Linked DNA regions of Homo sapiens: regions 2 and 3 are each linked to region 1. A link is a loop called in an ENCODE intact Hi-C map of the cell type or tissue named here. Cell type or tissue: B cell. All regions are shown on one strand.

Region 1 (5,000 bases):
CGATTATTTAGCCTTTTTTTAAAAAAAAAGAAAGGAAATCCTATGTAACCTCACATGGAATCCAAACAAGCTGAACTCCTAGAAGCAGAGAGTACAATGTTGCGTGCCAGAGGATGGGGTTGGTGGAAGGAATGGGGAGATGTTGGTCAAATGGTACAAACTTTAAGTTAAAGGATGAGTAAGATCTGGGATGTAATGTATAGCATGGAGATTTTAGTTAATACTACTATATTGTATGATGATTGGAATTTGCTAAGATAGTAGATCTTAACTATTTTCACCACACACTCAAAAGAAGGTGCCTAGCTGAGGGGATGGATGTGTAGATCTGTTTGATCATGGTCATTTCACAGTGTGTGCATACATCAAATCATCACATTGCACATCTTAAGTATATATGATTTTTTTAAATCTGTCAGTTGTACCTCAATAGAGCCTGGGGGAGAAATGGTGCTGGAGAAAACTGGATATCTACATGCAGAACAGTGGAGCTGGACCCTTACTTTATACCACATATAAAAATTAATTCAAAATGAATCAAAAACCTAAATGTAAGCGCTAATGTATAAAACTCTTAGAAGAAAACATAGAGAAAAAACTTCATGGCACTGGAATTGGAAATGATTTCTTGGTTATGAAATCACCCACACAGGCAACTGAAGAAAACTAGATGAATTGGACTACATCAATATTACAAATTTTGTGCATCCAAGGACAATCATGAGAGTGAAAAGGAAACCCACAGAATGGGAGGAAATATTTGCAAATCTTGTGTTTGCTTAAGGATTAATATTCAGTTTATTAAGAACTCCTATAACTCAAGAATAACAACAAAACCAATTTAATTCAGAAAAGGACTTATAATAAAGAAGATAACAGATGGCCAATAAGAACATGAAAAGATGATCAACATAACTAAACATTAGGGAAATGAAAACAAAAGCCACAGTGAGATCACATTACCCCGGTGGTGATGGCTCTTAGCCATTAAATAGGAGGTAACTGTTGGCTGGATGTGGTAAAGTTGGAACCTTGTGCACCTGCTCATGGGAATACAAAATGGTGCAGCAGCTCTGGAAAACAGGACAGTGGTTTCTCAAAACATCAGACAGAATTATCATGTGACCCAGCCATTCCACTTTTGCATATATATCCAAAAGTGCTGAGAACAAGGGTCCAGGATATTTTTGCACACGATGCTCAAAGCAACATTATTCACAATAGCCTGCTGGTGCCAAAGTCAAATTTTAATACATTCAGTTACTTAAAACATATCCGTGCGGTGGCTCACGCCTGTAATCTCAGCAGTCTGGGAGGCTGAGGCAGGAGGATCACGAGGTCAAGAGATAGATACCATCCTGGCTAACATGGTGAAACCCCATCTCTACTAAAAATACAAAAATTAGCTGGGCTTGGTGGCACGTGCCTGTAATCCCAGCTACTCTGGAGGCTGAGGCAGGAGAATCGCTTGAACCTGGGAGGCGGAGGTTGCGGTGAGCCAAGATTGTGCCCCTGCACTCCAGCCTGGTCGACAGAGCAAGACTTCGTCTCAAAAAAACAAAACAAAACAAAATTAAAAGAAAAAAAAACATATCCCAAGGGCAGGCACGGTGGCTGCAGTGGCTCACGTCTGTAATCCCACCACTTTGGGAGGCCGAGGCGGGTGGATCACCTGAAGTGAGAAGTTTGAGACCAGCCTGGCCAACATGGTGAAACTCCGTCTCTACTAAAAATTACAAGGTGGGCACCTGTAATCCCAGCTACTTGGGAGGCTGAGGCAGGAGAATAGCTGGAACCTGGGAGGCGGAGGTTGCAGTGAGCCAAGATCGTGCCACTGCACTCCAGCCTGGACGACAGAGGGAGACTCCGTATCAAAATTAATAAATAATAAATAAAACACATCCCAAACACTCATAGTGTTGAACCATTTAGCATGTGGTTGCTTTGTATACTTCGTGAAATTGTGTCCAATCTCTGCTAGCCATAGATAAGATAAATCCTGGGGCTCTAAAGACTGCAAGCCGTTGCTGCCCTTCAGAGCTTTGTGACTCAGACACCTGTCAGGCTGCTGAGAAACGTGATCTAGTCACGTCAGCCCTCCCCCTGTCTGATCTCCTTCTTCTCTGGGAGTTCTCTGCGCGCCCCCCGCCCACGCTCATTTTTTTCTCTTTTCTGAGTAGTGACCCCCAATTCGAAGCCTGTGGGTAATCTCATGGTGCGTGAGACTCCCTCACCCTCCAACCTGTCAAAGCTTGTGCGCCACCGCCACCTCCTGGGCACATCTTGTTTCTTAATCAGCCACGAAATCACGTGAACACTTCACATGTGGTTTTGTTTTGTTTTTCACATTTAGACTCCTGATCCGTTTGGAGTTTATCCCTGTGAGATCCAGAATTAATTTCATCATTTCTCAGACGGCTAACCATTTGTCTTAGCACCTTTCATTATAAACTGCATGTTTGTTCCACCGCTCTGAAATTATGTTTATGAACCAAATTTCCATGTTACTGGGTTGATGTCTGGATATTCCATTTGTTTCCTGTTCATGTGTCACTAGCACACAGTTTTAATGACAGAGGCTGTTTTCGCATCTGTCGGGCATTGCGCTTTTGTTTGTCCGCGTCGTCTGCGTTATGAGACATTTGTTCCTCCATGTGAACTCCAGGATCAATATGCCTGGTTCCAAAAAAAAAACCTTTTCGTATTGTTACTGGAATCATGTGACATTTCTGAATGAACCTTGGGAGAACCCCTGGTATCAGTGCTATTTTGCAACGTAGTATAGGTGGTCTTGGCTCCTACGGTACATTAGAAAAGTAACAGAAACGCATATTTGAAGCGAAAAATAGATGAACATTTACAGAAAAAAAAAATACCACATTGAAAATGCAGTGGAATCAACTGTTAAAAGTTCGGCGTGATGTTCAGACAGATAAAAAGGAACGGGGCCAGTGACTCCCTGCAGAGATCGAGAGAAGACCGAGCACTCCCAGCACCCGCGGGCTTCTCGCTGTGACCGAACCGCGGGCCGCGCTCGCGACGAGCACTTCCTGGCTGTACCCGCCCAACCGCGCCCTCCTGGTCTGTTCCGGCTCCGCAGTTGCGTCCAGAGGCCTGATCCTTACGTCCGCCTGGTCCTCCGGGCCTGTCTCTGCCTCCAGCCCGGTTCCCAAGGGCGCCCCGGGGCCCTCCCGCACCCTCGCGGAAGAAACTACTACCTCCCCGCACCATAGGCCAAAGCTTCGGCCCGGAGGCTGGAGGCGGAAGTGACGCCAAAGACGCGCCGGCCCCTCTTCCGGCGCCGGCCCCGCCTCCGCCTGTCTTACAGCTGATCCGGTTCTTGCGGCGGTGCGTGCTGGCGCCGGAGAGTTCCGCGCGTGTCCTCGGGCTGTCCGCGGGGAAGCTGGTCCGGGAGTGGGCGCCCGCCCGCCTGCCTCGCGCCTTGCGCCCCCGGCACCGCTTCCAGAAGGGAAAGTCGCCGCCGCTCGCGGTAGACCCGGGCAGCGCTTCCATTCCGCGGAGCTGGTGAGAGAGGGGCCCTTTGCTTCCTTCACTTTGAACAGGGCGTGTTTCTGTGAGAATCTGGCTTCGGCTTTGACGTTTTTTATTTGTTTCTGGCACATTGTGTTGGGACCGAAGCGTAAGGTAGACCCCTGAGCGCCCCGGGCGTGCAGCTCCCTGTGAAAGTTAGCCCGTGGGGGCCAGCGGGAGCGCGCGTCCCTCGCCGCCGGGACTTCCAGGCCCGGCCCTCGGGGCGGGAGGGATGCGGCCGTTGTCCCGCTGGTCTTGGAGTAATCGAATCCACGGTGAACAGTGTGTTTCGACTAACTGTATTTTTTCTCACGTTTTGCTTTAGAAAATCTGAATCTAATAAAAATGTGAACATCTGCTACAAGGAATATCCACTGCAATCGTTTTACTCCTTTTTAGCTTTGGGCCATGTTTTCTCTCTCCCCCAATAAATAAACCTTACGGTGAATTATTATTTGAGTGTAAGTAAGTTGAAATTAAACTGCACACATGATACTTAACCTTTAAATACTTGGTAAAGCGTCTGTTAAGGGTAAGGACATTATCCTACTGAAACCACAATATTAGTATTTCATCTAAGAAAATTAAAATTAGGCCGGGCGCGGTGGCTCACGCCTGTAATCCCAGCACTTTGGGAGGCCGAGGCGGGTGGATCACGAGGTCAGGAGACCGACACCATCCTGGCTAACACGGTGAAACCCCATCTCTACTAAAAATACAAAAAATTAGCCGGGCGTGGTGGCGGGCTCCTGTAGTCCCAGCTACTCTGGAGGCTGAGGCAGGAGAATGGCGTGAACCCGGGAGGCGGAGCTTGCAGTGAGCCGAGATGGCGCCACTGCACTCCAGCCTGGGCGACAGAGCGAGACTCCGTCTCAAAAAATAATAATAATAATTAAAAATAATAAGGTCCGCTGGGCACAGTGGCTCACGCCTGTAATCCTAGCACTTTGGGAGGCCGAGGCGGGTGGATCATCTGAGGTCGGGAGTTCAAGACCAGCCTGACTAACATGGAGAAATCCCGTCTCTACTAAAAGTACAAAATTAGCCTTGCATGGTGGCGCATGCCTGTAATCCCAGCTAGTCGGGAGGCTGAGGCAGGAGAATCGCTTGAACCTGGGTGGCACAGGTTGCGGTGAGCCAAGATCGTGCCATTGCACTCCAGCCTGGGCGACAGAGCAAGACTCCGTCTCAAAAAAATAAAAAAATAAAAAAATAAGAAGGAGGTCATCCACTGTCTACTTTGTGTAATATCTAGGATTCTCAACATTTTTCCAACATTGCGCTGTTGGGTATTTTGGGGACTAAGAGCCCTTCAAGGTTTATCTGTTCCCATCGTTTATGTCTTTTCACCTAGAACAACCCCTGTGGTTTCTCTATCATATTGACTTTGGTGTTGTTTTCTCGTGATACGTTTAAATATTCCTCCATTTCTTGCTGCTTCCTATGAACTTGTAATTGAATTCAGAGGA
Region 2 (5,000 bases), 400 kb before region 1:
TCAATCGTGTATTCAGTGGAAGGCTGACTGAACCAATGTACGCCATACACATACTGATCTTGTGTCTCCCTAAGATGTATAAAGGCAAACTGTATCCCCAGCCACCTCAGGCACCTGTTGTCAGGACCTCCTGAGGCTGTCACAGGTGCATCCTTAACCTTGGCAAAATAAACTGAGACTGGTCTCAGATATTTGGGGTTCACAAAGGCGTGAGACGGCAGGGTCCTGAGGTCTGAGGCGCCGTGGGCGAGGAGGAGGGTCCTGAAATCTGAGGCGCCGTGGGCGAGGAGGAGGGCCAAGCACACGCCAGGGTCAGGTCCTGGGCAGGTGGAATTGTGCAGTCCCCCTGCGTCTGCAGGTGCTGTCTGTCTGGCTTGGGCAGGGTTGGGGGAGGACCGAGGCCAGAGCCATCCTTCCTCCAGGCACTTGCAGGGCCAACCGGAGATTCTAGGCCTGGCCTGAGTCTGCGCAGGTGCTAGTGGGACCAGAGGCACTTCTTGGGAATGGATTCTGGAGGTGTCAGACACTTCCCTAACTTTTCACAGCCCGGAGGTGCCCAGTTCTGGGAAATGAAAATTGAGAAAAAGAACATGCAGTTATTCAAGCTCTTCTGGACCCAGCAGCAGCGGGCATTTTGTTGTTGCTGTTCTGAGACAGTCTCACTCTGTCACCCAGGCTGGAGTTCAGTGGCGCGATCTTGGCTCACTGCAACCTCTGCCTTCCGGGTTCAAGAGATTCTCCTGCCTCAGCCTCCTGAGTGAGTAGCTGCTGGGATTACAGGCACGCGCCACCACGCCTGGCTAATTTTTGTATTTTTAGTAGAGACGGAGTTTCACCATCTTGACCAGGCTGGTCTTGAACTCCTGACCTCGTGATCCACCTGCCTTGGCCTCCCAAGGTGCTGGGATTACAGGTGTGAGCCACCACGCCCAACCATTTTTGTATTTTTGGTAGAGACAAGGGTTCCCCAAGTTGGCCAGGCTGGTCTCAAACTTCTGACCTCAGGTGATCCACCTGCCTTGGCCTCCCAAAGTGCTGGGATTATAGGCGTGAGCCACCGCGCTTGGCCTCGAGCAGTTTTGATGTGTCCCCTGCCCAGGTCAACCCCGGACCCCAACCAATTGGCCTCAGTGTGGGGACCACCTCGGTCCAGGTGGGCAGCTACACAGACGCTCCCCAGGAATCATGGGAACTTGGGAGATGGCACCCTCTTGACTCGGCCTCTCAGCTCTGAAGGCTGCCATTGGAGAAATGAGAACTTGGTGGGGAGGTCCCGGGTATGGGGGATGCAGCTGCCAAGTGGCTGAGGGCCTCCGAGGGCCAGCAGTGTTAGAAAGGGCAGGCGGTCCTCCCAGGAGGGCCCACCCTGAGCTTCTCAACTCATCACCCTCTCCTGCAGCTTCAGCCTCTCAAGAAGCCTTTCCCAGGGAGAAGCCAGTCCCTACTGCGCTGCTGGGCTCAGTTCAGTGCGGTGCTGAGCGGAGCCCGCACCCCTCCATCGCCTGGGTGTGTGTGGACCTCACAGTGCAGCCTTGCTTAGCGGAAGCCTTGCTTGATGGGAGGGCACTTTTCCTGGCAACAGAAAGGGAGACTTATGCCGCTAAGAGGAGCCTTCTTGGCTGAAATGAGTGCAGTTTGGTTCTGTGTCCCCATCCAGGCCACTTCTGTGCCACGTCAGACGCCGCATGGCCCTGAGGGCACTTTCCGGGGACAGACTTTGGATTCTGGGTGCTGCTCAGGGTACTAAGGACAGTCTCCAGCCCTAGGCGGCAGCAGGGATGCCGCATGAGTGTCCCTGCCCCCTTGGCCACCAGAGCAGGAGTGGGTTTGGGTGAGGAAGCTGCTCCCAAACTCCAGGGGCAGCAGAGGCAGCCGCAGGGTGTGTTTGAGTCTGGATGGGGGATCTGCATTTCTCAAAGGCCGCTCAGCTGTCCCAGAAGCAGGGGTCCAGGTGGCCACACTCCCTCTCCTCTGTGCCAGAGACGCCACTGAGCCCCTCTCCTGGGGCTGGCCTGGAGTTGGCGGGGACAGAGGGCAGGGAAGGGGTAAGGAGGGCCCCCAGGCTTCACACGCGTGTCTGTGCATCTCCCCCATGGCTCTGCTCACGGTGGCATCTGGGCCCCTCAGACCCCAGTGGCTCAGCTCGCCAGGTCTGAGTTGGCACTTTTCCCCCTGCAGAGAGCACAGGTGTGGCGGTGGGGGCAGTTCCCCCAGTGCCCAGGAGATGGCAGTGGCAGCCAGGCTGTGTGCGCCCACCTCCCCTGCCCTGTGCCCACTGTCTCCATGGCAGGTGTGGCCTGCGCCCGTGGAGCCACTGCAGCCTGGGTCGTAGAGAAGGACCCAGCAGCACGGAGTGGGATTGGGTGTGGAAGGCAGAAGGCCAGGGCTCCTCCACGGCTGGTGGCCCTGGGCTCCTGGGGCCCCGAGACTCAGGGGTCCTGAGACAGGGACCTCCCTGCTCCACCACTGAGTCCAGAGGCGGGGACGCCAGCTGCCCAGGTCCCTTTGAAGGAAGGGCCCTGAATATCTTCCTATGAAACTTGCCAGGCACCCCCGCCCCCCGCCCCCCAACTAACGGAGGTGGCCCTGCCCTGCCCAGTCCTAAATAACCCTGCAGGGTGGACTGTCCCTGGGCAGGGACAAGGCCATCTGCCCTCCATGGTCCTCACTGCTGGTAGGTGCTCCCGATGGCCGGTGCTCTCCTGTTACATCCGCCGGCCCACGCTGTGGCTCCCTGGCTGTTCAGAGCCACCACCTTCCTTCCCACGGCACGGCGGGCACCCAGCGGCTCCCACGCTGCAGCCGGGTCTGGCCCTGGAAAGAGGCTTCAGCTGGGCCTTTTCGCCCGCACAGCAGGAGCCCAGGCTGAAGTCTGCAGCTGCCGAGGGGCCTTCTTCCCGAATCCTGCGCGGCAGATCCAGGGGCTGTGGGCAGCCACGCCCAGCCCGTGTAAACAGGTGAGCGACGGCCCAGGGGCCTCGAGGCTGGGCTCGGCCATCTCCACTGTGCTCGGTGGGCTCTGGGCACCCAGGAGCGACACCGCAGACCTGTGTGTGGCTCGTTTTTGCCGACTAGAGCGAGGGCCGCACGTGTCCCATCTGAAGGAGCTGTGAAGACCTGCCCTGCTGGGACCCACATCAGCTGTGCTGGGAAACAGGCCTTTGCGGCCACTGCACACGCGGGATGGCTGGGCCGTCCACATGCCACCCTATGGGACCCCCAAGCAGGGGACAGAAAAGCTGCTCCTGAGAGGCCCTGACTGCTGCGGCCCCCAGGGCTGGACAAGACGACGACGCATCCTTTGTGGCCTGAACACAGACTTCAGTGAAACTTTGGAGGCACGTCTGTGCTTGTGTTTCTGGCCGATGCTGGCGTGATGAGGCCGTTTCTCTACTGGAGGTGAACAAGGCCTGGTCTTGTCAGGCTGCACGGAGGTGCTGCTCTGGGTGGGTGCCTATGAGTGAGATCAGGTCTGATGCGAAGGTCTCTGGGGCTGGCCCAGCATGAAGGAGGCACAAATGAGAACCTCGCAGGTGGGCCCTGGGGCCGCCGCCACTCAACAGTGCCCACCAGCCCACCCGGGACCCACCGGGCAGTGCCGTTCCTGCCTCGGTGCCTTCAGAGCCCGGGAGTTTGGAGGTCATCACAGGGCCCCTGCAAGGAGAAGCTGCCCGTGTGGGAGTCGAGGACCAGGGGACCCCGGACCCTCTCACGCGCCCTGCTGTCCCTCAGTGACTTGTGGGGGGCAGGAGAGGGGCCTTGGAGCTCCCCAGTCTCAGCTCAGCCAGGCAGAGGCCCGGGTGGCCGGCTGTGGACCTGCGGCTGCCCTGGTGCAGCGTTGTTCTGGTCCCCGAGTCGCTTGGCTCCTGCCTCCCGAATCCCGGACGCCGCCGCGTGTGCTCTGAGGCACGAGGGCCTCACCACTGACGGAGGCGGGGAAGCACGCCTGCCTCTGCCCTGTGCTGGCCACGGTTCATCCTGGGCCCCGGGTGGGTGGCTGCAGCCCCGGCAAAGAGACGGCCGCCCACACACCAGCCACTTACCATGACCGCCCAGTTGCACACGTTGAGCTGGGGCTGCGCGGGGACCAAGGCCTCCTGGTGCTGCTGGACGACCGAGGTGATCCTGCTGAGGGCCTCCTGGTACTCGGCGCTGGCAAAGCTGGGGACAGAGAGCTCTGGTCACACGGCTGGGGCTGACAGCGAAGGACGGAGAGGGGCTGGCCTGGACAGGCTGAGGCTGCAGAGCTCTAACGGGCTGAGAACCACAGTGAGCAGTCACTGGGACCATGTGCTCAAGCCTGCAGCGGCCCCGGGCCTCGCTAGGACAGGCAGCAGGCACCCGAGCCATCCTCTGCCCTCAGACTCACGGGCAAGAGAGGAAATGAAGGCTCAGCAGGCCAAGCCCTGGCAGAGAGGCTGTGAGTAGAGCCGTCCCATCCTGTCCCTGCCTGTGACCAGGACCCGGGATATGTGGGCTGGGGCCTGTGGGTCTCCCCAGCACTCACTACTACGTAAACATTTACAAATATGACACACCCTTCTTTCATTACAAAAGCAACGTCATCCCATTGCCAAAAAGCAGGAAATGGAGGGGAACGGCATCTGCAGTTCTAAAATTCCAATGCAAGCTGCGGAGTGTTTGGATTCCTTTCATCTTCACGAAGATACGATTACACGGCTCGACGAGGTGCCACGGTTCGCGATGTCAGGGCCGCAGTTTGCGATGCTGTGAATCTTGGGTCCACGGCGCCGTCATGCTGTGCTCTGAGGACATCTGCACAGATGATGCCTTTTCACCATTTTCAATCACTTCTAATATCGACAACATCCACATAAAAAGACACCTGCCATCGCTGCCATAGCGGAGATGCAGGGAGGAACTTCTGCGAGTGTGGCTGAAGCTGGAGTTTCTCAATGCCCAGGCTGGGAGCTGCGTTGCTGCTGGTGGGGACGTGGACCGGAGCAGCCACTCTGGAAGGTGGTGTGGCAGCTCCTTAC
Region 3 (5,000 bases), 480 kb before region 1:
GGACCAGCATGGTGTAGGCCACCACGAGCCACCAGAAGGCCTTGAGCAGCTTCCGCCACAGGCTGTAGTAGACCTGCCGGGTGAGGTGGGGGTGGTGAGGACCGCGGGGAGGGTCCGTGCCCCAGCCCCCATCCCGGCCCCCCAGCCACCTGGAAGAGGGTGAGGCAGAGCAGGAAGAGGAACATGTAGACAATCTTGTAGACCACGAGGCGGCCGGCGAAGCTGACCACGATGAACATGCCAGCACACACATAGATCCAGTACTTGGCGTACACGCCCTTCACCAGCTCCCCCAGGCTCTGCAACAGCGTCTGCGTCCGCGTGGGCTCTGTGGGCCAAGCCAGGGGCAGGCGATGGCATCAGGGCGGGCAGGCAGGAGGGCAACCCCCGCCTCTGGCCCACCACTCACCTGTGTCTGCCACGGTGACCTCCGTCAGCGCAGCTGGAGACTCTGCCCACTTCAGCAGCTTCTCTTTCACAAACTGGCGCAGCAGGAGCCAGAAGGTCAGGGTGTAGAGCAACTGTGACAAGCGCAGGGTGTCACAGTCAGCCGGGGGGCCCAGCACCCCTCCCACAGCCGGGGGACCCAGCACCCTCCTATAGCAGGGGGCAAGAGCTCTCAGGCGGCTGGCACCAGCCCATCCACCGCAGCCTCCCCACAGGCACCGAACACCCTCTCGCTCACACCCACTCAGAGGCACACGAGCACACACTCTCACATCCATGGATGAGTGCATGGGTTCACTTGCGCTCACACGCAGAGTCACACACGGGTTCACTAGTTCACGTGGGCACAGATCCATGCACGCACCTGCACACATGTCCACATGCTGGAGTGCATGTTTGCCCACATGCGTGCTCACATATGCACACAAGCTCACAGGTGCATATGTTGGCACACAGGCTCACAAGTTTCACAAGATGAGACCCACTGGCCTGCAAACAGGTGTCCAGACACGATGCTGGCACCCGTTTCACATGGACACGCAGGCACCCTGTGAACACATGGCCTGCACAGCTTGTCACTGAGACCCAGGGCTGTGCATGGTGCCAATGGGCAGAGCCCACGCTCACACACACTGTCAGGGGCGCAGGGGTGGTGCCTGTGCCAATGGGCATAGCCCATGCTCACACACAGTGTCGGGGCACAGGGGTGGTGCCCGTGCCAACAGAGCCCACGCTCACACAGTGTCAGGGCACAGGGGTGGTGCCCGTGCCAACACAAGGTTGTCTGTTTATTCAGTCAACAAACGCTCACTGAGAAGCTACTCTGGGCTGGCTCTGGGTGGGCAGAAGGGGACAGACAGACACATCTGCCTTCTTGGCGCTGCCACTCCCCCGGGCAAGTGGACATTGAACAGGACGACAACCCTGATGGGTCTGCGCACCCAGGCACCCCCGGATGTGGTGGTGCACACTCACCATGGCACCAAGGTCCAGACAGGGGTAGCGGGTGTGCTCCAGCCCCAGCTGGCGCAGGCTGACGGGGCCCAGGGTGGTGGGCAGCTCAGGGCGCAGGTCCATGGCCCACACGTAGCGTAGGCAGCACAGCGTCATCCCATACAGCAGGATGCAGGGCGAGCACAGCATGGCCAGTTGGTGGCGGCTGCGCACCGTCCAGATGAGGCAGGCCCAGAGCAGCAGTACGAAGGTCAGCCAGCTGTGGTAGGTGATGCTCCATACCTGCGCGGCAGAGAGGGCTGCACAGCTGCCCAGCGCACCCCACCCAGGCGATGCCCCACACCTGCGCGGCAGAGGGGGCTGCACAGCTGCCCAGCGCACCCCACCCAGGCGATGCCCCACACCTGCGCGGCAGAGGGGGCTGCACAGCTGCCCAGCGCACCCCACCCAGGCGATGCCCCACACCTGCGCGGCAGAGGGGGCCGCCCACCCCAACCCCCACAGCCGCCTACCATCATGGCAATGAGCGCGCACACATAGCTCTGGTCCATGATGAGGTGGCCCAGGCTGTGGAGCGGAGACGCCTCCCTGGGCTCAGCCCGCTTGGGCCGCACTGCAGGTGGGGACAGCGGTCAGCTTCGGCAGGTTGATCTGCAGGCCTCCCCACCCTGACTATGCCCTAAAATCTGGGCCCTGGGCAAGCACACAGCAGGAGAGACAGGCCCCCGGTGGGCTATGGGCAGAACACGAGGGCTCCGGCAATTGGGCTGACACCGTCCCTGAGCGTCAGGGATGGCCCTGCCAGCACCTGCCGTTCTCTGGGCCTCACTTTCCTTGAAAGGGTGGGAAAGGTGGCCCTGACCCCCTTTCCAGCTCTGCGCACCTGAAGACTCTCAGGACCCCCACCCCAGGGCCGTGGCTTCATTTGCTTCATTCAGAAACACATTGCAAAATGGAAAATCAAGGGTTAGGGTAAAGAAAGAAAGTAGCCAGAAAGAGCCCCCAGGCCCTCCCAAGGCGACGTGGCCAACACAGAGTTCCCAGGCCAGCCCCTGCCCTGGACGAGCGGCCTCCTGGGGCCACTGGGCCACCTGGAGCAGCTCCCAGAGCTAACAGCACAAGACAGCATAGCCACATTCTCTGGGGAGGGGTTGGGGGACCTGGAGGCCCCCCATGGGGTCTTGGGGATCAACGACGCGGCCACTCAGCTGCCCTGGGGGTCTTGGGGGTTGGTCAGTGACATGGCCACTCGGCTGCCCTGGGGGTCTCGGGGGTCACTGACACCGACCCGTGGATGTCCTGGGCCCCCGAGGGGGCGGCAGGCAGAGGTGCGGCGCGAGCATGCGAGAGCGCCAGGCGGCCACCAGGGGGCAGCACCGGCCTCCGCCCCGCCCCCCGCACCCAGCCATACCTTGCAGTGTGCGGTACTCACCAGGCCGCCGCAGGACGGAGCTCTGGCCGGTCAGCTCGTGCACGATGCAGTTATCAGCCTCGGTGTCGGGTGCTGTGGGCACCACGTGCTGTGGGCAAGCAGCGCTGAGCCATGCACGGGCTGGCCGGGCGCCCCCCACGCTGGCGTCTCCACCTGCCTGGCTGCTCACCTGGTCAGACTCCCGTTCCTGGGGCCACTGGTCCAGCTCTGCTAGCTCCAGCTCCCGAGCCTCATACCCCTTTGCCGCCTCCTTCCTCTGCAGAGACCAGCGTCTTGAGCCCAAACCAGCTCCACACCCCACCCAGAGGCAGGAGGTCCTGAGACCAGCCCCATGGCCTGGCCTCAGCCCACCCACCATGGGTGGCAGGTGCTCACCTGGCCGGAGGGGCGGTACGCGCGGAGCTTGCGCAGAGAGGCCGTGGCGTAGCACAGCAGCAGGAGGACGCCGGGGCTGGCATACACAGGCCAGTCCAGGCCGGTGTTGAGGACCAGCGCGTGGGGGCTGGAGCAGTTGGTGGGACCCACGAAGTCCTTGAGACCCAGCACCCTGTCCAGAGAAGACCCGTCACAGCCTACCACCCCAGAGGCAGTGGGGCCACAGGGGCTAGACGAGCCAGGTGGGCGGGACCAGGGTGGCAGGAAAAAGGGGCTGTGTGGCAAGCCGTTACCTAGCCCAGATGCCGGCAGGCGGGAGCAGAGCCTGTGCCAAGGGCATCTGGTAGCAGTAGAGGCAGATGAGATGGCCGGCGCCGAAGCACCCCACCGCGACGCAGAGTCTGCTGAAGCCCCGAGTGCTGATGGGAAAGTGGCAGGCCCACCAGGTGCAGAGGGCCAGGAAGAGCAGCAGGTAGACACTGGAGAGGGCCGAGGGGTGGGCGATGCCTGCGGGGCAGGGGCACACAGGGTGGTACCTGGCCAGTGCCATGTGTCCCGCTGTCTCCACAGTCATCAGGGAACTCCCAAGACCCCTCCCAGTGTGACTGCCAGTGCCCCCTGCCTCGGTGCGTACCTGCCAGTGCAAGCAGTGTTACGGCCAGGACCCGCCCAGCCGCCACCAGCAGCCAGTGGGCCGTGACTCGGAAACGAGCGGCCAGCCGTGACCTCCGTGTAGGGGCCAGCGTTGCTGCTTCCTGCAGCCCTGCCGTCGGGCTGGCATCCACATCCCTCTCATCATCATCCTGCCAAGGTCACGGACAGGGGCAAGGTCAGGTGTATCGCACTGACGCCACCTCTCCAGCCCACACCTGCCCAGCCAGGAGCGTGGGAGGCGGCCACATCCACAGCTGCTCCTCTGAGGGCCACAGGACAGCCTCCCCGGGCACAGGCCCCAGCCGTCCCTGAGGTCTGCCTGACACCTTCCTACTTCCTCACTCAAGCTCACAGTTCCTGCAGGCCTTCCTGGTAGCAGCTCCCACCCTGGCCGAAGACCCAGGGTCTGTCCTGCCAAGCCCAGGCACGTGATGACCTTGCCAGGTACAGACAGACCACAGACTGTCCTATACCACCTCATCTCCCCGAACCACGCACCCAGGGAGCAGCGGGGCCCTGTCTATACCCCGGGGGGTCTCTAGAGACCAAGGGGGCCTGAGGGACATGGCCAGGCTCCAGGGTCTCCTGTGTACCCCTGCCAGCCTTCTGGGTGGCTCTGCCTGGAAGATAGGGGTGGTACTCCTGCCCTCCCCAAGCCTCTGGGGGGACAGAGGTGGCCAGCTGCCTAGAAGAAGTGACAGGCCGGCCTGGGGCTGGGGAGAGAGACCTGCCGGGCCTGTTTTCCCTGGACCTGACTAAAGATTTCCCAGAACACAGCCATTTCCCAAACACCAGGGAAAGCCAGGTGTGGTGGAAAGAACACGGCTGTCGTCAGATGCCCTGGCTCTGGCCTGGCTGCCACCGGCCCAGTGTCCCCATCTGTGACTCGGGGGCTCTCCTGGTGGCTGAGGCGCCAGGTGCCCGGGCTGAGACCGCAGGCTGTGGGGCTGGACGATAGGCCCCACCCCAGCTCTGACAGTCTCCGTGCTCTGCAGGCCGAGGCAAGTCACAGCCTCTCGGAGCCTATTCCCCTTCTGTCAAATGGGATGGGGGCTTGACGGGACAGATGAACCAGACCAGTCCTGTCCTCACAGGCCTCCAGGGCTGCAGGGGCTGCTGGGAGGCTCCGAGGCCAGGG

Evidence for each region. Peaks named below come from ENCODE experiments on the same cell type or tissue, not always from the same donor. Only the 100,000 strongest peaks of a DNase experiment are listed, where the experiment ranks them.
Region 2: a loop joins it to region 1, with 33 times the contacts of the local background. A loop is called at or near these places in 38 of 110 quality-filtered maps.
Region 3: a loop joins it to region 1, with 19 times the contacts of the local background. A loop is called at or near these places in 57 of 110 quality-filtered maps.

Annotation. Positions count from the first base shown.
Region 1 is chr16:89,214,386-89,219,385 of GRCh38, forward strand. ZNF778 (zinc finger protein 778) reads left to right here and starts at 3,318. Exons shown (of 7, transcript NM_001201407.2): 1 at 3,318-3,525. It overlaps ZNF778-DT (ZNF778 divergent transcript), which reads right to left and starts at 3,268. Exons shown (of 1, transcript NR_186410.1): 1 at 775-3,268. RefSeq lists enhancers at 1,856-2,150, 3,100-3,149, 3,674-4,204, 4,205-4,734. In B cell, CTCF peaks have their summits at 2,252 (motif pointing left) and 2,454; DNase peaks (open chromatin) are centred at 2,276 and 3,266; H3K4me3 peaks cover 2,017 bases; H3K27ac peaks cover 1,654 bases.
Region 2 is chr16:88,813,964-88,818,963 of GRCh38, forward strand. GALNS (galactosamine (N-acetyl)-6-sulfatase) reads right to left here. Exons shown (of 14, transcript NM_000512.5): 13 at 4,044-4,161; 14 at 1-562. The coding sequence ends at 476. Among named protein-coding and RNA genes, the nearest start is that of APRT, 4.5 kb to the left of the region's middle. RefSeq lists a silencer at 2,194-2,303 and enhancers at 2,226-2,727, 2,728-3,227, 3,822-5,000. In B cell, CTCF peaks have their summits at 2,222 (motif pointing right) and 2,424; DNase peaks (open chromatin) are centred at 2,228, 2,889 and 3,261.
Region 3 is chr16:88,734,726-88,739,725 of GRCh38, forward strand. PIEZO1 (piezo type mechanosensitive ion channel component 1 (Er blood group)) reads right to left here. Exons shown (of 51, transcript NM_001142864.4): 6 at 3,843-4,011; 7 at 3,502-3,715; 8 at 3,209-3,380; 9 at 3,003-3,089; 10 at 2,834-2,921; 11 at 1,914-2,014; 12 at 1,423-1,683; 13 at 410-521; 14 at 150-328; 15 at 1-73. HSALR1 (HSP90AB1 associated lncRNA 1) reads left to right here. Exons shown (of 3, transcript NR_103774.1): 2 at 3,096-3,680; 3 at 3,779-5,000. Among named protein-coding and RNA genes, the nearest start is that of PIEZO1-AS1, 5.5 kb to the right of the region's middle. RefSeq lists a silencer at 2,631-2,850. In B cell, CTCF peaks have their summits at 2,787 (motif pointing right) and 2,990; DNase peaks (open chromatin) are centred at 2,816, 3,837, 4,121 and 4,276.